2 separate regions of the Homo sapiens genome follow, and region 2 is linked to region 1. A link is a loop called in an ENCODE intact Hi-C map of the cell type or tissue named here. Cell type or tissue: OCI-LY7. All regions are shown on one strand. Links, peaks and the distances in the headings refer to the core of each region. The heading gives the core; the rest is flanking DNA.

Region 1 (11,457 bases), core at 2,242-7,241:
TAGCCCCATCCTTCCACAGAGACTGAGAGATAAGGGGTATTATTTTTTATTTTTGATAATTACATTTCAAGGGGATTGCCTTCAGGTAGTTGAGATAGATAGTCCTGGGTTGTACAACTGGCAAGGAGGCTTTTTAAAGGATTTGCATCTCAAATGGGCAGAGGAAAAAAGTTGCAGCTACAAATGTTCTAAAGTAAATGTGCTAAGAAAAGGGAGGTAAGGTCTCTGTGGTTAGGCCACCTGAATTCTACAGGTGACTATGTGGGAGGGGTGGATGCCCGTCTAAAGTTTAGTCAAGATGAGAGAAATGTTAATTCTGTCTTGGCCAGTAGTATTTAACCAGATAAAAAGTACAAAAGACACCTTAGACAGAGAGGATGGCCCATAACAAGGTCATGTACAAGCAAATAGAAGAAGCACTGTAAATCCGAAGCATATGGTGTGAGAACAAGTGTTTTAAGAGGTGAGGTGGTAACAGTTTTTACAAGCACATTGAAATATAGTCTGATTCAGCTAATGAAAAAGTAATTTAAAAACTAATGGAGGCACAAGTTTGTAACATAGAATCAAAACCAGAAAAAAAATGATTCCACTGAGGCTAAGAGTTCACTGCTAAGCATTTTATTAATAAAAGGGTGAGTAAGCAGTGCCAAAGTTGAAGGCATAGAAACAATTAGCTCTCAATTAAAAGTCTATTCTTGGCCCTAAAGGAAGAAATCTCTATAGGGCAGTGGAGACAGAAATTTGATTGTAAAGAGATGATGAAGTGAGTAAATAAGAGTTGAAAATATAAAGGTAGACTATTTTATAGAACTTTGAAGAAGTCTGGCAATGAAGAGAAGGAAAGGCTACTATGTGATTCTTTATATTAAATGAAATTTTAGAAATATTTGCTTAGTATGTATTAAGATAGCTTCAATGGCTTGACTTTTGGGGATTTTTTTTCCTCTTTGTTTATTCAGTCTACCTGATTGATCTGCACTTCATATGGATTTATGCCATTTTGATCCTCAACTGTCTGAACTAAACTCTCGCTAGACCCATCTGTTCTGTCTTGATCTTTGGCCTACCTCATACTGCTGGCTTAACTGTTTGTATTTTCAATATCAGTTAGGATGTCTCTGAACCAACTGGGAACTTCCTATCCATACTACAGCTTGAATTTACACAAAAGCAAAGCTTATTAAGATCCTTTATATATTTCTCAAAGCTGCAGCATTGAAAAGGATCACATGCCAAGCTTTGAGTTTGCCACAGGCAATTTGGAAATATCATTTCTAAAAAACTGTACTCATTGTGGGACTAAGATGTTAGACCTTCAGTGGGGAAGTGATTCACAGGTAAAAAGACCAAGTTGGAGGCAAAAAGAATGTATTGAGCTGTGAGATGTTAGAAAGTTAGATCGACAGAGATTAGCAGAAGACAAAAAGAAAACAAAGTAATTAGATGGGAGGGAGATGAAATCTGTGGCCATGCAGATGTACGCCTTGGAAATCTCAGGGCCTTGTAGCGGCTGCTGCTGTTTTGAGAGCTTCAAGGAAAATGTGTAAATGAGAAATGTGTTAGTCAGACAGAGAGTCACTAAAATAAATCATTATCTTTTTATCTTCTAAATATATTGTCTAGTCAACATAGAGCTATGTTAGAAAAAAATGTTACATCATACTTAAGAAGTATTATTTTAAAAGTTTTATCCAAGAAAGCTGTTTCCACTTTCGCATATTGCTTTGTAGTTCATTTTCCAAGAAAATATTTTAAATATGTATGTATTACTTTATCTGAAACCTTTTTATAAAATAATTATGCTTAGCTATATTAATCCAATATATCATATTACAACTAGATTAGAATATCATAATAAAACTACGAGCAAAGAGATTGAGTTTTAGTCTGAAAGATACCATATACTCAAGAATTATAGAGTTAACACACTATTTATTGATAATTAAATACCTATCAGTAGTACACTTACTTATAAGCCATTTTTGTTTTTATTTTTACAGAGGAAAGATTTACATCTTTCTCTGTACCTAACAATAACAGCTGTAAGGGGAAAGGGGAAAGTTCTGCTTGGCCCTCTGCAGGTTTGCTGACAAATCAACTCACAGAAAACAGATAAATTGGAGAAAAGGCATACTAATTTATTTAACATGTATACATGAGAGCTTTCAAAATGAAGACACAGAGATATAGGGGGAAATAGTCTATTTATTTGCTTAGGTTCAACAAAGTATGGACAGCTGTGTAGATATATAATTGTATACAAAGCATATGATCTAATGTTAATAGACAGAGGAGAAGCCCAGCAAGGCCTGTCTGTTTACATTCTTCTTGGCCTCTCTATGCATGTTTTCTCCTTTCTGAGTGGGGGCAGGACTTTTTCTGGAAATGGGGTGTTATGACTTACAGCCAAAGAAGGTAGGTCGGATAATTTCTTTATGGCCACTTTTTACACAGAAAGATGGAGGGAAAGTTGGAGTAATGTTTTTAGGTTTTATGGTTGTCTTTGGGGAAAAGCAGTTCTGGTTTCAATGGCCTGCCCTAGGGAAGAGGGAGTCTAGTTTCTACAGCTAGCCTCTGGAGAGAATGGGACTGAGAAGCAGCAGAACAGGAGAAGGTCAGAGAAAAACGTTTACTTGTGAGGTTGCTTCTGAGTCCTTCATTTTAGGGTCTTGTTTTCTGACCCCAACACAGCATAGCATGGATTCTCAACAAACATGCAAATAGAATAAAACTATCTCCTTAAAATCATCTGCTTATTTAATATTATGTAACAGATAGTTAGGATAAGATTTTAGAGACTTAAAATAATTATGCATTTCTTCGGTTGTTAAAGTACTATTTTTTAGTACTTGTTTTTGAAGTTTCTCATCTAGAATATTTATTACATGAGCGTTTAAATTCTCTGGCTTTTCTACAAAACAATAACAACAACAAAAAACATCCTGATGGGTTAAGGAAGTTAATATAGAGTGAATATTTTCTTAGAAATAGATGCATATTCTGCTTAAATATCTACATAATAACGTCAGTTAGCAAAGGGTAACTTAAAAAAAGTTATCCTCAAAATCTCCTGGGCAATTTTATTTCTCATTTATGTGAAGTCCAATACATTTGATCCTTGTTGTGTGGCCTTTGTACCCAACTATTTTCCAAGCTCTGATTAGGGAGACCCCACCTTGTATTGTGTCTGCTATTTCTAGGGCCTTGGAGAGAAGAGAGTGTTTTTAAGACTGCTTTTTTGGTCAGCTCTGGGAGTGGCACACCATTCTGCAACACACATTCCATTAGCCAGAATTGTGTCTTGTGGTCCCATTCAGAAGCAAAATGTCTGTAGAATGTGTTTAAGTATGTCCAGCAAGCAGAGAAAAACCAAATATTGATAAATACAATCAACTTCTATCACAGTAATAAAGCATTACTTTCTTATTAACATTTTATAAATGTAAATTATTTTATTTTGAGATCTGTGTTCAATGTAAAATTTTTTGAAGGTATTATATTACTTAATGAGGAACTTAAAGTAAAATAATTTAAGTACGGTAATGCAGACAGTAAATTTAGACTTAGTATTTAAATTCAGCAAGGCCCATGCTCAATTCTAGATCACTATGTTTAAGGTCTAATCGTAAAACAGAGCAGCAATTGCAATACAGAGTTAAGTATTTTGGTTGGCAGCAATACATATACTCTATATTTACATGTAAGTTATTACAGTTTAAAAGTATGTGGGAAAATAGGTTCAAAATAGATAAAGATTTTATAACGTAAGAGAATGGAGAACTGAAATAATTATTAAGTTTTCTTAAAGGAAAAATTGCTCTACATTACTACCTAAGTTTATCTTCTGTTTCATTTTGATAAAATTTATGTTAAACAGTCTAATAAAATATTAAATCACACGTCTTTTTCTTAAAGTTCCTTAAAATAATACTCTCGTCTATGTTATCAGTAAACAGTCTTAATATTGCTGTTCTCCTGAGATAATTTTTCTCTAATTGCTGCTCATTATTTAAGGAAACTTTCAATATTAGTAAAACATTGCTCCAAATCTTTCATTTAGAGCTATTATTATACCTGTGCTGTTTTTTCTTCTGCCCACGAAGCCTGTCAAAATGCAAATTGCTTTCTCTGACCAAAAGTACAGCAGGAGCACAGCCTGGCTGCTTTTTACACAAAACCACCAACAGATTTGTTAACAGCTGTTCTTGGGGTCTGTGCACGTAATGGAAACTTCAGAACCTTGCAGGGTTCATGGTTTCTTCTGTCTGCAGCACAGGAATCGTTTAACAGTAGGTGACACTTTTGGCAATGTATAATTAAAGGGCTTGTTTTAGCAAAATTACACCCTGTGTAACACATAATAAAAGATAAGGGGGAAGGAGAGGTAACAGGCCTGGGTATACAATTTAGTTTGTAGCAGAGAATGAGCACAGTTGGGAGCTTGACTATTTTTGCTGTGATTCCTGAGGTCATATTAAGCAAAACAAATCACTATGTTTCTACTTTATTCAGGTGACAAGTGGATCGATAAGATAATTAATAATATCTCTTCTTCCCTATTTGGCTAATTGAGACGAGGGAAGATTATAAACGGGTCTACAACATGAAAAACCAGAAGTCATTTAATTTGAATGCCAGCATCACCTCCCCAAGGTTATTGATATTTGATTTAAAGGGGAATAAAAGATGGACAATTTAAGTGAATCTGACTTGTATTGTTCTGAATCCATATGCATTGATTCAGATTTGTGAGATGTCTTTTCAACAAGGTAGCTTTGGATCAGTGGGGCTTGCATATTTGATCATATTTCTTTCAGAACCTTTCTTAAATACTCTTCATTTGTTACCACCAGGCAAAGGCAAATCTCTAGTTTAGAAAACTTGATTTTAAAATAAATTAGAAAGTAAAGAGAGAAAAGGCATGTTCCATTCCTGACATTTGTATATACTATTACTCATTGAAAACATAACATGGTAAGTTTGTTTCATAGTCATTACCTCTACCATCATCTGTTACCCCCTTTGAACTACACCGTTAATTATCTTTGCCTACTTCTGAAATGCATATACATAAAATCTTATTGTATGTAACATTTGAATATAGCGTTTTTGCTTATCATTATGTTACTGAGATTTATCAGTGTTGTCACACATAATTTCAGTTTATTTTTATTGACATGAAGCATCCTATAATATGAATATGCCACACTATATTTAATATTGATGGACATTTTAGTTATTATAAATCATGATGATATAGTTTTGCATGTACTTTGATGGACACATGCAAGCATCTTATTAGGTAATACAATATATTATAGAATTGCTACTTTATAAAATATATGTATGTTTAGCTTCAGTAAATACTGCCAAATAATTGTCTAAAGGGATTGTTCCAAGTCACATTCCTGCCATCAATATATGAGAGTTCCATATCCTCACCAACACTTGGAAATATTAGTATTTTATTATATTTTAGTTATTCCAGTAAGTATACAGTGGGATTTCATTGTTGTAACATTTGTTTGCCCAATGATGAATGAGGTTAAACATCTTTTCACATGTTTATGCATTATTTGGATGGCTTTTATTTGAAGCACCTGCCCAAGTCTGTAGCCTATCTTCTTATCAGGTTATTTATCTTGATATTGTTGACCTGAGACATCTTTTATAAATTTTTAATATTTGTTATATATACATATATGTGTGTGTGTATACACAAACATTTAACTATAATCTTTTCTTGATTTTTTGCCTTTTCTAACCCTTAATGATGTCTTTTAAGATATAAAATTTTAATTAACTTTAAGTTCAATTTGTCAAATTATCCTTTTCTTTTGTTAATTTTTTGTATTATGTTACAATCAACTGACTATATATGTGTGGGTGTCCCTCTTTATATTCTATTCTATTGATGAGTTTATCTCTATCTGTACCCATACCTCACTGTTCATTCACACTGTAATTACATGAAGATGAAATACTTAGTGTTCTAAGTTCTCCTGCATCATAATTGTCTTTGTTATTCTTTTTTTTGCATTTTCATGTAAGTTAGACAATCCATGTATTCATTTTCATAAAATAAACTACTGGAAATTTGTTTTGAATTGCACTAAATCTATGTATCAGTTTTAAAACAACATTTTTAATATTAACTCTTAAAATCATATAGCTTATTCCTAATTAGTTTTTAATTTCTCCCAAAAGTGATTTATATGTTTTTTGTTTTGTTTTTAGAGCTCTTATACCACTTTATTTTTATTTCTAGGTATTTATGTCTTTATCTTTTTATAAATAGTATCATTCAATATTTTTTTCAATTGGTTGCTAGAATTTCTGATATTTTCAATTTGTGTGTATTAGTCAGGGCTCTCCAGATGGATGGAAATAATAGGATATATATATATATATATATATATATATATATATATATATATATATCTTCTATTATAAATATTACATAGTTTGTAAAAATAAACTCATATATATATATATATATATATATATATATATATATATATGTATATTTGGGAATTTATTAAGTAGTATTAAGTCACATGATCACAAGGTCCCACAATAGGCCATCTGCAAGCTGAGGAGCAAGGAAGCCAGTCTGAGTCCCAAAGCTGAAGAGCCTGGAGTCTGATGTTCAAGGGCAGGAAGCATCCTGCATGGGAGAAAGATGCAGGCTGGGAGGCTAAGCCAGTCTAGCCATTTCATGTTTTTCTGCTTGCTTTCTATTCACTGGCAGCTGACTAGATGGTGCCCACCCAAATTAAGGGTGGGTCTGCCTTCCCCAGCCCACTGACTCAAATGTTAATCTCCTTTGGCAACAGCCTCACAGACACACCCAGAATCAATACTTTGCATCCTTCGATCAAGTTGACACTCAGTATTAACCATCACACTGTGTTTTGCCTTCTTTCTCCTTGATACATTTTTTGTAAGGTATTACTTGATTTTATTAAGATTTTCAAAGTCTGAGCTTTAAAATTTATGGGGAGTTCTTCATTTTATGTTTTCTATTTCTTTGATTTTTATTCTTCTTTAATAGTTTCTAACTTCCACATTAATTATGTTTTGTTGATTTTGTTGATTTTTTTAGCTTCCTTTCTTTTACATTTATTCAATTCTATAAATTTTCCTAAAAGTAGTGCTTTAGTTTTATATCATATTTTTACGTATAATATTTTCATAACTATTTAGAATATTTTCTAATTTCCATTATGATTTCTTCTATAACTAAAGTATTATTAAGAATTTAATTTCTAAGCATTTGGGATGTTTTATTTGTTATTTTTGTTTTGTTTTATTGTCTTTTGTATTTTCTTTTAGTTTGTGTTTATATAGTTTTCTTGAGGTATCACTGACATACAGTAAATTGTACAAATTTAAATTATACCATCTGAAAGTTTTGACATATTTATACAAAACTGTGAACCACTGGCACAATTAAGAAAATAAACGTATCAATAATCCAAAAGTACATTGTATTAATTCATTATCCTAAATATTTGACTGTTTTTTTTTCTGGTCTAATTTTTTAAATAGTCATCTCCATCTGGATTCTTTTCCTTCTTCTTGACTTCATTTTATGCTCAGTGTTTTCACATACATTTTTAGCTGAGCAAAGTTCCTCCATGAGGCATTCCACTCAAACTCATTTTTCCTTGACAGTGGGTGGGTCAGTCTCATAAATTACTTCTTTTACGCCAGAGCATCTGAACATCTGAACATTGATCTGAGATAACTGGTAGATTTTAGCATTTTGATTTATTTTCTAAAGAGAGAGTGCACAGTTAATCATCTATGCAATATTTATATTGTAAAGGAACACTTGTTTAAAAATATATACTTTTAACATGATGGGAGAGAAATTTTCAGCTCTAAAACTACATAGGGTTTTATTAAATTTTCCAGAGATTAATGGAATGGTTTACAGGCACATTGTAAAAAATGCATTGTATGTTAATATATTTTAAAACTCCTTTTAACTTCTGCCAGTGTTTAATATGGGGCTGGATAATAGATGGGTACGTACAAGAGACTAATAAAGTGAAGGCTGCAGGAGGTGAGATGTGCAGTGTAGCAGGCCTTGTGGCTACACAGACGTGGCTCACAACTCACCCAATTTGTTTCTCAGCATGTGTCTTGATGTGTTTTATAAATTGGAATTGTTTTAAAAATCAGTCCAAGTAAAAAATATACAAACAAAAAGCAGACTTTAAAATGACTTTTAAAAAGACCCTCTCTAAGATGATTTTAAGCAAGATCCTCATTTCTAGATCACACAAATCCCCAGGAGGCTTACAAGGACTTATTGATCTCCATTTCTTATTTATCATGCTTTGAAATGAAAAGCACAATATATATGGTATATGTGTGTGTGTGTGTGTGTTGATGAGAGTTTGTACAACTGTGATTCAATCACGGTATATTTTAATTTAATTTAAAATGCTCCAAACAGATTTTAAGAAGCCAAAATACAAATGTGGTCTTTTAAAATGAGTTCTAGAGAATATCAGAATAGTTCAATTCTACCTACTGTTATAGAAGGTTCAAATTAGGATTATTGGAAAAGTGTTTAGCTTAAGTGTTAGGATAAAATTACTAATAAATTATTATAATTATTGGACTACTTAGTACATCATTTTATATGTCAAAATCTGTGCTAATTATATTGCATATGAAATCTTAATTATTCCAAGTGTTCTATGACATAGTATTTTATCACTCCTATTTTTTGTATGGGAATGTTGTGTTTCTGATCTGCTAATGGACTCTTTCACGATCACAAAGCATATAGATAGAGCAGTTGGAAATTTAATTCAGTTCTACATGTCCTACAGGACTTCTTGTTTCTTTTTTCTTTTTCTTTTCTTTTCTTTTCTTTTTTTTTTTTTTTTTTTTTGAGTGGAGTCTCACTCGGTCGCCTGGGCTGGAGTGCAGTGGTACGATCTTGGCTCACTGTAACTTCTGCCTCCTGGGTTCAAGCAATTCTCCTGCCTCAGCCTCCCAAGTAGCTGGGATTACAGGCACCCACCACTGCATCCAGCTAATTTTTTGTGTTTTTAGTAGAGACCATGTTGGCCAGGCTGGTATCGAACTCCTGACCTCGTGATTTGCCCACCTCAGCCTCCCAAAGTGCTAGGATTACAGGCATGATCCACCACGCCCGGCCCCCACAGGATCTTTTAACTCTGCTAAGCTTTTTATTTTTTATTTTTTTTAACAAGGACAGTATATTTTTCTCACAGTTTAAATGGTTATTTTATAATTATATAGTTTATAACTATAATTTCCATCTTGTTCTTTTTAGAATCCTTGGTTTATAGACCATAGTAATATAGGTTTCCAAATATAGAACCTAAAGTTGTGTTCAAATCATAGGAACGTCTGTGCCTAAAAGGCTGCAAATTATTAGATCAAACCCTCTGGAACACATTTTTTGTTAGATTTTATGGGGTTAGCCATGAAGATTTGATCCTCTATCTGGATTTCATGTTAAAGGCTTAGCACTAAGTTTTTCTTGCCAAAGAGCTGCTTTTCTTTCTGTTTAAATTGTAGGCTTTTGTTTTTTTCTTCAGATGAATATGCAGGTTGACATCTCTTTAGAAATACAACATATCTAAGTGATATGTCATGGAACTTCTCTTTATTTATTATTCTTGTCGTTCTTTTTCTTTTCCTCTTCCATTTGGCTGCCCATGATCCAAATGCAATTCTTTTTCCACTACTAAAGCATATCCATACTTTAAATCACCTAATGTATTGCTTTCATTCTAATCAATATTTGCAAGTCCTCAGTATTAGTACTTGGATTGTTAATTCAGATCACCCCCTGCCAATAAACTAATGAAAGCATTTTGGCCACTCTTTCTGCTCTGTCAGAGAGCATATTACAAAGACTGACCTTGTGTGGTGATTTCTAGAAACTGTAACAGGGTAACAGGGAAATGGAGGCCTTCAGATAATATGTTTTACTCAAATAAATATGAAAGAGTTTAATTGATTTAATAGACTGTACTTACTAGCATTTAAAATTATTTGATATAGTAGAGCTTTAAGATACAGTTTTTCCACAGGAACTTAATTGCTTTACATGGTTACTCTCAATTATTTCTATGATGCAACCTGTATCTTCCATAGGTATAATTTTTCCTAGCTCACAATTCCATGTCTCTCCCTTTAAATAAAAGTTTTGGAATACAATGGGTTGGAGAAAGATATAAGTGCTTGTGAGTTATAACTGAATCACTGGTCATAACTTCTTTCTGGATTTTCGTTGATTGTTCCCTTTAGGGAAGCAGATTCTGAAACTGGAATTGGAAACCAGAAAGTTGATTAGAGTGTGTTCTGGGGTGAGGGTGGCAAGGCGGAAATGCCCATGTGAGAAAGGGGAGAGGGAGGGACTAGGTAGTAGCAACAGAGGTTTCCCTCACTTACTTGGAGTTCCTGAGCTGCAGCACCCATCAGATTTGTCATTTTTGAACCAAGGGAGCCTAGGCCTTTTGAAACCTTCATATAAGCAGTCTTAGGATTCAGGCTGTCCTGGGGATGGGGAAGGCATGTCACCTTGGATAAGACAGCTTTCTTTGGCTGCAGAAATTTTCTGAATAAAGGAGAATCTGAACAGCCCAGTATCTACCACAATTTTAAAGGGCATATTTGAAAGCAATAAACCTAAATATATTTATACATTTTGTATTCTGAATGGGATTTTTCTTACTTTTGGAAGTCAAACTTCTCTCACAGCTTTCTCTAAATTTTAGTATTCATTACTTACTCTCAAAACACATGAAAGGGGTCTTGTATTAGTCCGTTTTCACGCTACTGATAAAGGTATACCAGAGATGGGGCAATTTACAAAAGGAAGAGGTTTATTGGACTTACAGTTTCACGTGGCTGGGGAGGCCTCACAATCACAGCAGAAGGTGAAAGTCAAGGAAGAGCAAGTCACAACTTATGTGGATACCAGCAGGCAAAAGGGAGAGCTCGTGCAGAAAAACTCCTGTTTTTAACACCATCAGATCTCATGAGACTCATTCACTATCATGAGAACAGCCTAGGAAAGACCTGCTCCCATAGTTCAGTCACCTCCCCCTGGGTTCCTCCCTTGACACATGGGAATTGTGGGAGTTATAATTCAAGATGAGATTTGGGTAGGGACACAGCCAAACCATATGAGGTTTTTTATTTCTAATACACATTTATATGTTTTTAATCAAATGAGTGACTAGACAAATGCAAAGGAAATGGAGTGCTGTATAAATATAAAATCTATTTATTTAAAACTAAGCTAAAAAGAAGTCCAATATTAGACTTAACAAACTTAAATAGTGCTAACTTAATAAACTTTTTAATATAACCAGAAATAATAAAATGATAAACATAAATATTCTGAACATTTTGGTGAGCTGTCTCCCAAGGCCTTCTTGATCTTTTTACTCATAT
Region 2 (11,457 bases), core at 2,187-7,186, 170 kb before region 1:
TGAAGGTATTTGTTTTGTTTTGCTCTTTTTGATTTTGATGCATGCATTTAATTTCAGAATATGGTTTATTTTTCTTGAATCACCAGAGAAACATCCATTTTACTCATTTTAACACCATCTCTTTCTTAAGTTAATTCTGTTTCTTTGGAGTTTTTCAGTTTGTTGATATTGATTTGTCTCTTTTATTGATGTGGCAACATTTTCTCAAAATATAGAAGATTGCTTTTATTTTTACATCGTGTGAAGAAGGAGGCATATTACTTTTTGAAAGATGGAGTGTATTTCTTAAGCAGTAACAAGTCATGCTCTTTATGTGACATCATTTTTTTATTATAGTAAAGTTTTCAGGTGATATTTGAGAGAGAGAGTCTGGATATGAGGTTGCATATAGTGAATGAATTATCACAAACACTGCTTTGATTATCAGGCCCTAGCAACCATGGTCACTCTAAGAGTGTCCTGTCAGAACTATGACTTTAGAGAGCAGTGTTGAGTGATTTAGCTTTGGTTCCTGTTCTTAAGTTGGCTGCTCTGAGTGTAGGGACCTACATTTAATTAATTTTATTTTGACAACGTCTCATGTTTTTCATCCTTCATTTCTTCTGTTCCTGGTTCTCTTCAGAGTTCTTTTAGGAGATAAATGTGTTTTGTTGTTTTCTTGCCGTTAATGTTTCCTTTCTTTCTTTTGTCTTTTTCTGTATTTAAATGCTCTCTGCCTTCTGGTTTCTATTTGGAGTAGTATGTTCTTCTGTTTTTTTAAGTAGATTTTGCTCCCAGTCTACAGTCATCTGCTTTATGCCATCTAGAATAGCCTCACTCTCTTAGTTTGCTCGTGATTATTGTGTGTTTCTCATGACTTTGCATTAAAAATATATTTATTGTGTAATTTCCTCTGGATTTAAAGAGGGGAAGATAGATTTCTGGAACTTTTCTTTCTTTCTGATATATCCTTTCTCCCTCTTTCTTTACCATCAATGACTTACTCTACCTGCCATTTATCTTCGCCTATGATTTAGAAGGTATGTAAGATGTTTTAATTTTAGTATTGTTTGTCTTTTTACCTGTGTTTGTTAATATACTTTGAGATTTGATACTCAGATTCTTGTCATCAAATCATAACTATAATTTATTTCTCCTCTTAAAATATAATTTTTTAGTTTTGCTTTTCATTTTTAACCATATTTGCAAGTTTACTTTAAAAAGAAATCTGAGAAATCGTGCTCTGATAATGTGAGAGTTGTAATTCATAGCATAAAAGGATAGCTCTCCATCTCTATATAGAGTGATTTGTTTTTCTTAACTGGGTCTATCTTTGCAGTTAGTAGAAATACCTTATGTTAATCAGTTCTAAATTTCAATGGATATCCTTTATTTCTTCTAACTTCTGGGATTTTTAGGGAAAGTTAGGAGAGGTTTCATCATGGATGCTCACCAAACAGTACTTCCTTATTCATCCCAATACCGAGTGCCTTTATAATGTAGACTTTTAATAGCTAAGCATTAGATTAATATTATTCCTCACCTTATACTCTTTTATTGTCTCAATACCTTGTTAAAGTCTCCTCTAGTATAGCTTGAGAAGTAAAGCTGAAAGACTTTATGCTCGTATTATTTCTTCAATGTTATTGATCTCATCTGTTGTTTTAAAAATATGTTTAAGGGAAATATTTATTTCCCTGGAAGGAAAAAGTGGCTCTTACAGTGCAACTAGATGATCTTAAATGCCTCCAATACATGTAGTGGCCAGTTGCTGGCAGAAGCAGAAGCACAATGTTTAAAAAATGGTGCATTGTATTCTTATAGATACATCTTCAAATTCTATTCATACTGAGTCAGCTTGATGAAAACAATAAAATCTTTAAGGAATAGTTTGTTTACCTCTTGCCCAGAACATTATAGCTATAACATTATAGTTCTGCTATTGTATTATGTTAGATACATAGATTAAATGATCTAAATGATAAAACTCAAGCATTTAAAGTGAAAGTACAAGAAGATAAGTTGTAGATGAAATATAATCAAGTTGAAAATAAGTATATTTTATATGAGCTTTTATATTAATTAAAGGTTCTTGTAAGAATTTGTTTAAAAAGAACAAATGTTAATATAGTAATATTAATATATATTTCCTTGCTATTATTACTTATGTAAGTATGGAAATTTAATTTTCTCAAAAACATGTAGTTTGATACACGTTCCTTTCTTCAATTCGTAGTCTTTCTCTGAGCCTTCCCTGGAAAGAAATCATGTCTAATAGTGACCATACAATAACACCATCAAGACACAACTCATTATTTATGAAAACTTCACTTCTCAGTAAATTATCTGAAATGTTTGATAGCTAATTTCTGCCAAACATTGTACATTTTCCCCTCATCAAATAAAACTATTTCCAAAGTACACAATAATCTTTTTATAGGATAGCAATTTGAATGGAAGTTAGTTTTTTTATACTTTTATTTTTACAACATGGTTAAGAGTAATTTTCTCTAAGTGGCATAAAGGCAGATTTCCTCAAGCAAAATCAAGCTAGTTAGCTACTGTTGCATGGCTACTACAAAGGCGGAAGAGTTCTGGGTGGTATAAAGGGAACTTCTGGACAAATACATTCTTTTAAGCCTCTTTAGTATCCAGTAACATTATCTCTAAATACAAAAAAGTCAATCTGATCCACAAAAAGACTGTGGCATGCAGATGTATGCAACTGATTTAAGAAAATTATGAAGTTTCTTAATGCTGTAGAATGAAATATAGAAAAGCTTGAATGGGCTTTACAAATTATACCATTGAAATGAAATGTGATAATAATGTCTGCCAACCAAATTCAGTGTTCTCTTTGTGTCACTAAAATCAAATGTGCAAAATAAAGCCTCAACCAAACAGTAATGTTTGGGATTCCTTAGAATGGTTTGTACAACATTTATAAATGTTCTAAGGAAGTCAGTTTAGTTAGTAGCTGGAATGCAATATTATTTCAAAGCCCACACTGATCTTTATCTTAAAACCAAATGTCACTCAGAATCTAACATAGAGAAGAGTTTTTTTCAAATTAAATCGTGTTTTAAGATGTAGTGTAATGTTTAACAACTCAAGGCAGGACTTGAGTCAATGTTTATATACTCAAATTTATATTCTTCACTGATTCTATTTGGAAATATGTTCTTAAAAATGGACATTGCCACAGTAAATGCATTTCCAATGAACTGGTTTTATTACATTTAACATATAAATTCTTCATCACTAGGCATGCTACTGACTTTTCATGTTGCTTACATACAGAAAGAGGACAAACATATTAGAGTAAAATGACTGTTTGATCTTCATGACAATTATATTTCTCCTTGTAAGTTCATAAATGATTATTTTGACATGTCATTATCAATGTATCTAACAGAGCCTGGCATACATATAGTAGGTGAAATATATATATATATATATTTCATGTTTGTGTGTATATATTATAAAAATATACAACTGTGTATATATGTGTGTATATGCATAGTGTATGAAATATATATTTCACATACATATATGTGAAAAATATACACACACATATATACATGCACACACATATATACATAAATATATGTGAAATATATAAAATATATGTACATACATTTGAAATATATATTTTATATTTACCATAAAATATGCTATATATACTATATATACACACATATATTATACACACATATATATTTCATTTGTTTTTGCTTTCATTTGTTTATTTCTGCATAGAATCCTATAATTCTATATACAGCATCAACTAAAAATCCCAATTACCCTATGTTTAGGCACATTGACATGACTTATTTTCTGAGTTATTAAAGTAAAGAGACTGACTTTAGGCACTACTGAGTTCACCAAGTTAAAGGCCATCTTGGAAAGATCTCTCTTGGTGGCCAGTTATCTTCTCCTAGGTGACACTACTGATTTTTTATGATGATAATTATACCTTGACATAACACATAGAGTGGGTATGGTTTAAAGGTTTTATATGGATATTCCTTAATAAGTAGTTTGTTACTTGGAGATAAATGGTAATTCATAGCAATATATTTAACTGCATAACTGAGACTTTTTTAGAAAGTAGAATATCCTTCCTACTTCCTAAAAATCTTGAGATTGAGAGACCCTTAAGCTAAAAAATCAAATAAAGCTTTTGTCCAACATAGATAAAACATAGACATAATTTACCATCACCCTCACCTGCTTCTATTCTGAAATGACACAAAATGGACAAACACAATGGTTTCCAGAAAGTGACCATCAGACAATGAAGAATGATAATTTCTAAGTGATGGGAAACACATGAGATGAGCCCAGTTATATAGCTTATTCTCTTGAGCTACCAGAGTAGGGCACAGGGAGAGGATGCACAGGCAAATCCCAGTAAACTCTGCCTCGAGCACATGAAGAGTTCATAAAGAGCATACAGGAGAGTAGAGAGCTGTGGTTAGAAAGAATTTCAGGGAACTACAGAAAGTCTCTTCAAGCATTCAGCTAATCATCGAGTGAGTGCATATGAAGAAACTATGCAAGCCTGGGGGATGAACTTCCCAAAAGGATGTGAGGGAACAACGACACAGCAATACACGAGGTTTAGAAGATTGCCTGTACGCACCAGCCAGATTGGAAGATCTCATGATTCACAGTACACAGCATAGAGTACTCATAAAAATTTTGTCTCAATACTTGTAATTTCCTCTAGACTGGGCATGACTCTGTTTATGACTAATAAACCATAAAAACCCAAGTGTTTAAAGCCCTTCCAACAAACAACTTTTTCCTAGAAAAAAAATCTGTAATACAGAAATATAAACATATTCAAAATATAACAAGATTAACAATTTCTGACATCCAACCAAAAATCATTAAACATTTAAAGAAGCCAGAAAATGCAAACCAAAATGAGGAGAAAAACTGACCCACAACTGTCAGAAATGTTAGAATCAGCAAACGATGACATTAAAATATTATAACTTCATTTCATTTTTTCCAAAATTTAAGGAAAGATATGAAGGATATATATTTAAAAATCCCAACTCAAACTTCTAGAAATGAAAACAACAGCATATGGGGTGGAAAATAACTGCACTGATAATGGAGTTGATGTGGCAGAAGAAAAGGGAAGTGAAATTTAAAGCATAGCAATAGAAATGATCCAAACCACGAGCAAAGAGAATAAAAATAAATAAACAAAAATGAGCACAGTGTCAACGAAATGTTGGACAACTTTTAGCAGCCTAAACATATGTATACTTGGAGTCCTCCATGGGGCAGAAGCAAATAAGAGAGAAAGGAGGATTAGGAAACAAAATATTTGAAGAAGCAATATCAAAATTTATCTACATTTGATCATAGCTATAAACCCATAGATCTAAAAATCCCAATGAACCCCAAACACAAGAAATAGGAAGGGAACTGCACAAAGGTAAATTATAATAAAATTGCTCACATCCAGCAATAAAGACAGACTCTTGAAAGTAGTTATAGATACATTATGTGCACAGGAACAAACATAAGGATGACAGATTTCTTGCTGAAAACACTGCAACTACATATGTACAAAAACTCTTGTATATAAATGTTCCTAGAGGCTTTATTTGTAATATTCCAAAACCGGAAACAAACCAAATGTTCATCAGAAGGTGAATATGTACCAAACTGTGGTATATTCATGCGATATCCATGCAATGGAATACTACTTAGCAATGAAAAGGAATGAAATATTGACACATGCTATAAGATGGATGAATCACAAAATAATTATGCTGAGCGAAGAGGCCTGACCGAAAAGAAGTAGAGATGACCCTTGAATAACACAGGGGTTAAGGGAACCAACCCCCTGTGCAGTAAAAAAATCCATGTATAATTTTTGATTTCCCCAAAACTTAACTACTAATAGCCCACTATTTACTGGAAGCCTTACTAATAACATAAACAGTCAATTAACACATATTTTGCCTGTTATATGTAATATATCACCATAAAGGTCTTCATCCTCGTTGTCTTTATGTTGGGTAGACCAAGGAGGAAGAGAAAGAGAAGTTGTTTTTTTTGTCCTGGGGTGGCAGAGGCAGAAAAGGTAAAGGAAGTGGAAGAGGAAGCAGGAGAGGCAGACAGGAATATTCAGTGTAAATTTTGTTTTAAAAAAATCCATGTACAAGTGGACCTGTGAAGTGCAAGCTCATATTATCCAAGGGTCAACTGTACATATTTTGTGTTTTTTATTTACATAATTTCTAGAAAATAAAAATTTACGAATAGTGACAGAATGTTGTTTAGTGGTTGCCTGGGGATGGAGTAAACAGTGACTGGAGGGACATCTTTAAAGGGTCCCAAGGAAACTCTTTAATGTGATGAATGTTTCATTATCTGGAGTGTACTAATGGTTTCACAGGCATATGCATTTGTAAAAATATATCAAACTGTATAGCTAAATATGTGTAGTTCAACACATGTCAATTACAATACAATAAAACTATGGGGGTTAGTGATTAAACTTACTGTTAGGAAAAAATTACCTCAATACATTTGCACATATATATATATATATGCACATATACACAAACACACACACATACATAGATATACATACCACCAAAAAAGTCAATATAATTTAATCCAATTATTGGTAAATCTAATTATTAAGAAAACTGTAAATTAAAAAATTAAAGATGTAAGAATCTAGATGTATAGAATAATGTAATTTTACAGCTGGAAGCAATCTTAGAAACTACCTAATTTGAAGTCCTCATTTCTTGAGTCATAGTCTTATTTATTTATTTATTTATTATTATTATATGTTAACTTTTAGGGTACATGTGCACAATGTGCAGGTTAGTTACATATGTATACATGTGCCATGCTGGTGCGCTGCACCCACTGACTCTTCATCTAGCATTAGGGATATCTCCCAATGCTATCCCTCCCACCTCCACCCACCCCACAACAGTCCCCAGAGTGTGATGTTCCCCTTCTTGTGTCCACGTGTTCTCATTGTTCAATTCCCACCTATGAGTGAGAATATGCGGTGTTTGGTTTTTTGTTCTTGTGATAGTTTACTGAGAATGATGATTTCCAATTTCATCCATGTCCCTACAAAGGACATGAACTCATCATTTTTTATGGCTGCATAGTATTCCATGGTGTATATGTGCCACATTTTCTTAATCCAGTCTATCATTGTTGGACATTTGGGTTGGTTCCAAGTCTTTGCTATTGTGAATAATGCCGCAATAAACATACATGTGCCTGTGTCTTTATAGCAGCATGATTTATAGTCCTTTGGGTATATACCCAGTAATGGGATGGCTGGGTCAAATGGTATTTCTAGTTCTAGATCCCTGAGGAATGGCCACACTGACTTCCACAATGGTTGAACTAGTTTACAGTCCCACCAACAGTGTAAAAGTGTTCCTATTTCTCCACATCCTCTCCAGCACCTGTTGTTTCCTGACTTTTTAATGATCGCCATTCTAACTGGTGTGAGATGGTATCTCATTGTGGTTTTGATTTCCATTTCTCTGATGGCCAGTGATGGTGAGCATTTTTTTCATGTGTTTTTTGGCTGCATAAATGTCTTCTTTTGAGAAGTGTCTGTTCATGTCCGAGTCATAGTCTTAGAATTTAAGAAAGCTGGAAGAAGCTGTGTGAAATAGCCTACCCATATTTATTATGTTGCAAATAGTGAACCCAATTCCATAGAAGCATGCTGCCTTGTGAGAAAATATCTCCTGATTAGTCTAGAGGTGTTTCCATTTTTATCATATTATCTCAATTAATTTATATATGCTATTCTTGTATATTTTCAATTACGTCTTTCTCAGAATGCAAAGTTAAATTGCCATTGACTTTACCTCAGTTAATCGTCATTGTTAAATTGCTATCATTTGTCAGCTGATGAAAAATTTAAATGCCTCATTTAGGAGCACATCATTATTTCAGCAAATTTATGACATTGTGTATCTATTTTCATACAGTCTTTGAGCTTTATATTCCTAACAAAATGTCTTTTTGGACTTCTTCTGTCTTAGATGGTTTGAACAGCCACAATTCTTGTTTTAGGTATTCTTATCTAGTCCTATTGCTTGATCTCTTGACTGTTCAAAAATCTGAATTCTATGATTTTGTTTGTACTTTAATTTATACCTGCAAGGCTGATTTTGCCAAAGTCTTAATCATTCCAATCTGTTGCTCAAAACCTGGTCAGGATCCACTGTTTCTTTTTTTAAATGTTATGTTTTCACATAATGGTAAAGAACTTCCATATCCAAACTCAAATTACCTTTATGGCCTTCTTTATTTCTACGCTTCTGCATGTAATAATTTGGACTGCTTGTATTTACTTAAAAGAAAATGTCAGATATTTATTTCATTTGCCTAAAATATTTCTCATTTTGATATATAGTTGTTGAGATCACACTAGTCTTCACATTCCAGACTAAATACCACCATCCACCATCTCAAACAAGCATCGCCTGTTCATACAAACCACAAGTAATATCTCCGTTCCTTGTATTTAATTCTGCTGCCTTGCCTTAGAATATGCATTTGATTTTGACTAAAATATCTACATCTGCCAGCATATAAATAGAAATAAAAATTTAAATACAACTTCCTGTATGTTCAGCTAGGGATAGCATATGATAAATGTGATTATAACACAGGAAGTAAACCTAAAAGGATGTAGTCCTCATTAATCTTGTAGTCCTGAACAATGTATAAATTGTTTTCCGCCCTCCAAAATGCAGAATATTTTGTGTAATTCCTTGTATTTCTCTCCTTTCTGCTACAGAATATAAAATAGAGAAAAATCCATTTCTGGTGCTACCAGATAGCAACAGTAGTCCTAAATTGGTGTAAAACCATATGATAATTAACAGAAAAAACAACTACACAAACTTCTTTGATGAAGACTCAGTGATAAAGCCAAAGTCTTGAGCAATTGTATACAGATGTTGAAAATGTTCAATTTTTGCTGTCTGTACAAATATGAAACATACAAAGCTATCAGAAGTAGTCCACCAAAGATGATTCAGGTATGAAAAGAATGAAAACCTATAAGGTATTCATATCTGAAGGAGGGTGGGATGAGGGAGAGGGGCAGAAAAAATAATTATTGGGTACTAGGCACCGTATCTAGGTGATGAAATAATGCGTACAACAAACCCCTGTGATCCAAGTTTATCTAAAAAGTAACCTGCACATGCACCTGTGAACATAAAATAAAAGTTAAAAAAAAGCATAATAAGTCATTTTCTAACTGAGGAGACTATAGGGTACCAGGTTGCATTTCATTTTTTCATGAAATAGCTATACTCACATTAACTGTTATTTGTGCTTTGGGGAACACTTTTTTTTTCCACTCTGAGTCATGTAACGTCAAAGGCAAAATGAGCAGTAGTGGCCGGTGGTCTAGCTTTGGTTGTAGGTCTCCTCTGCCTTTCATCTACCTACCTCTAATCTTAAGAAAGGTATTGTCCACATGATCTTGGTATTCTCCCATCATTCCACACTGGTATTTTAAGACAAAAACCAGAATGATAAAACTTACTTATTTGCTGGTCCAGGAATTCTATACTCTTTGTGCCTCACATTGAAGGTTGTTGGTAAACTTTTAATTCCTCAAGATAATCACAGCACCTTAAATTTGCCTGTTTCTATAAGAGTGGGAGGCATTTTTATGTAAATAATCTCTTTTGATCATTATACAATATTTTGACGTAACTAATGAATTATTATTGTCCTCACTTTGCAAATGTTCTGAGCCAGGCCTTGTGATTAGTGTTGTCGATACGTTATTGAATAAAATTGGCATGGTTTCTTTCCTCATGAAAATTAGAGTTCTATAAGCAAAGTAACAAATTACAAAGACACTTTTCATAAAGCTTTCTCCAGGTGAAGGGATCAGTTAGGATTTAAGTATTACAAACTGTGCTAAGTCTTGTGAAGAAAGAAATAGGGCTCCAGAAAGAGAATAATAAGAGGAAAGTATTTTGTTTGGGGAGTCATGGAAACTCTCCCTGAGGTGGTGACCAGGAAGTTAAGATATGAGGTGCAAGAAAGACCCAGCCACATCAAGAGTTAAAGGGAAAAAAGGTCTCCTGATTCTGGGAATCACTGTAGGAATGTCCCAAAGTTATTCATCTAGTTAGGAAGCAGAGCTAAAATTTAGCAGAAATTTCTGAAAATGATAATTCACATTTGCCTAGCTCTTTTCAAAGTGCTTTCATGTGTATAATCTCATTTAATAATTATGCTATGAGGTGGAAAACTTGGAGAATGATTGATAGGTAGAAAATTTTCCATCCTCCTTTTGACTTAGATTCTATTATTAATTGTGAAGGAAAAAAATCTAAGATTAGGTAAAAGACATTCTGAGTGGCATATGAATTGTTTGTAGGTAAAATATTCAATAAGATATTTCCCATTTGTCAGTGTTGAGAGTGAAAGCATCCCCCAAATATTCAGAACATGTGATTAGATGCTAATCATTTGCCTTCAGTGAGCCCACACTGTGTTCAGAGCTTTAGGTGAAGTATTTTAAGGGAAAAATTGACTTCATAGAGCTATAAGTTAAGTTTTAAAACATTCTAAAAATCTTTAAATGAGGAATTAGGATACATACATACACATGTATAAATATTTCTAAGTGACATATGTGTGTGTGCATATATCCATGTGTATACATACATTTTTAAATTCTCTAAGCAATATGTACCGCCTATATACAAATGTGTAGGAATGTATACATGATGCTTACAGTTATTTTAAAGTGTATATATAAAAGACTGACCATAAATATGCTTTAAGTCACACAGTCTGTACCACATTTTTCTCCATCTATTAAAAATGACAATCGTATTAACTTGCCTATAATTAATATATCTTAGTAAAGACTATGACTGAAAAAAACATTAAAAGACAATACATTATTAAATTTCAAAAACATCAGGCCGTGAACTTTTGTAAAATAATTTATTCATGTAGACAATTTATTAAAGTAATCACTCATGTAGAATTTCAAAATATTATTTTTGTAAACTTTTTTGTGTTCTATGTTCAAATGCAGAAGTATGCATTAAATTGTTCATTTTATTATGTGTATTTTTCAGAAGTTATTTTAAATAACCTTCTTTTCAACGTACAGGAGATGTTATAGTCTTTACTCAGCAACTAGAGTGGTTCTTTTAAAACACAATGAACACATGAATAAAATGGGTTTAAAGAATGCCTACACACAGATGTGTAGAAATGCTAAGTATCAGTATACTGTTTAGTTCCAAAGCTCAAAACACTGCACTGGCAGACCCTCTCACCCAGTCAAAGCCTAAGTGTTCCAGAGGCCCACAGTACCACATAATTTGCTCTCCTGACAACTCTTATTTTATCTTCTAACATTTCCTGCTTGTATATTCTACAACAGCCACATTGGCATTCTTGGAACATACA

What was found. Peaks named below come from ENCODE experiments on the same cell type or tissue, not always from the same donor. Only the 100,000 strongest peaks of a DNase experiment are listed, where the experiment ranks them.
Region 2: it touches region 1 in a loop (5-fold over the local background); 1 of 110 quality-filtered maps calls a loop at or near these places.

The regions. Positions count from the first base shown.
Region 1 is chr2:155,141,763-155,153,219 of GRCh38, forward strand. No RefSeq gene overlaps it. Among named protein-coding and RNA genes, the nearest start is that of KCNJ3, 450 kb to the left of the region's middle. RefSeq lists an enhancer at 4,329-4,388. In OCI-LY7, for the core only: a CTCF peak has its summit at 4,256; DNase peaks (open chromatin) are centred at 3,259 and 4,189; H3K4me3 peaks cover 3,916 bases; H3K27ac peaks cover 4,042 bases.
Region 2 is chr2:154,973,776-154,985,232 of GRCh38, forward strand. All of the region lies in intron 2 of LOC105373696 (a long non-coding RNA gene), which reads right to left. Among named protein-coding and RNA genes, the nearest start is that of KCNJ3, 280 kb to the left of the region's middle. In OCI-LY7, for the core only: no CTCF peak of the experiment used is centred there; a DNase peak (open chromatin) is centred at 5,136; H3K27ac peaks cover 1,328 bases.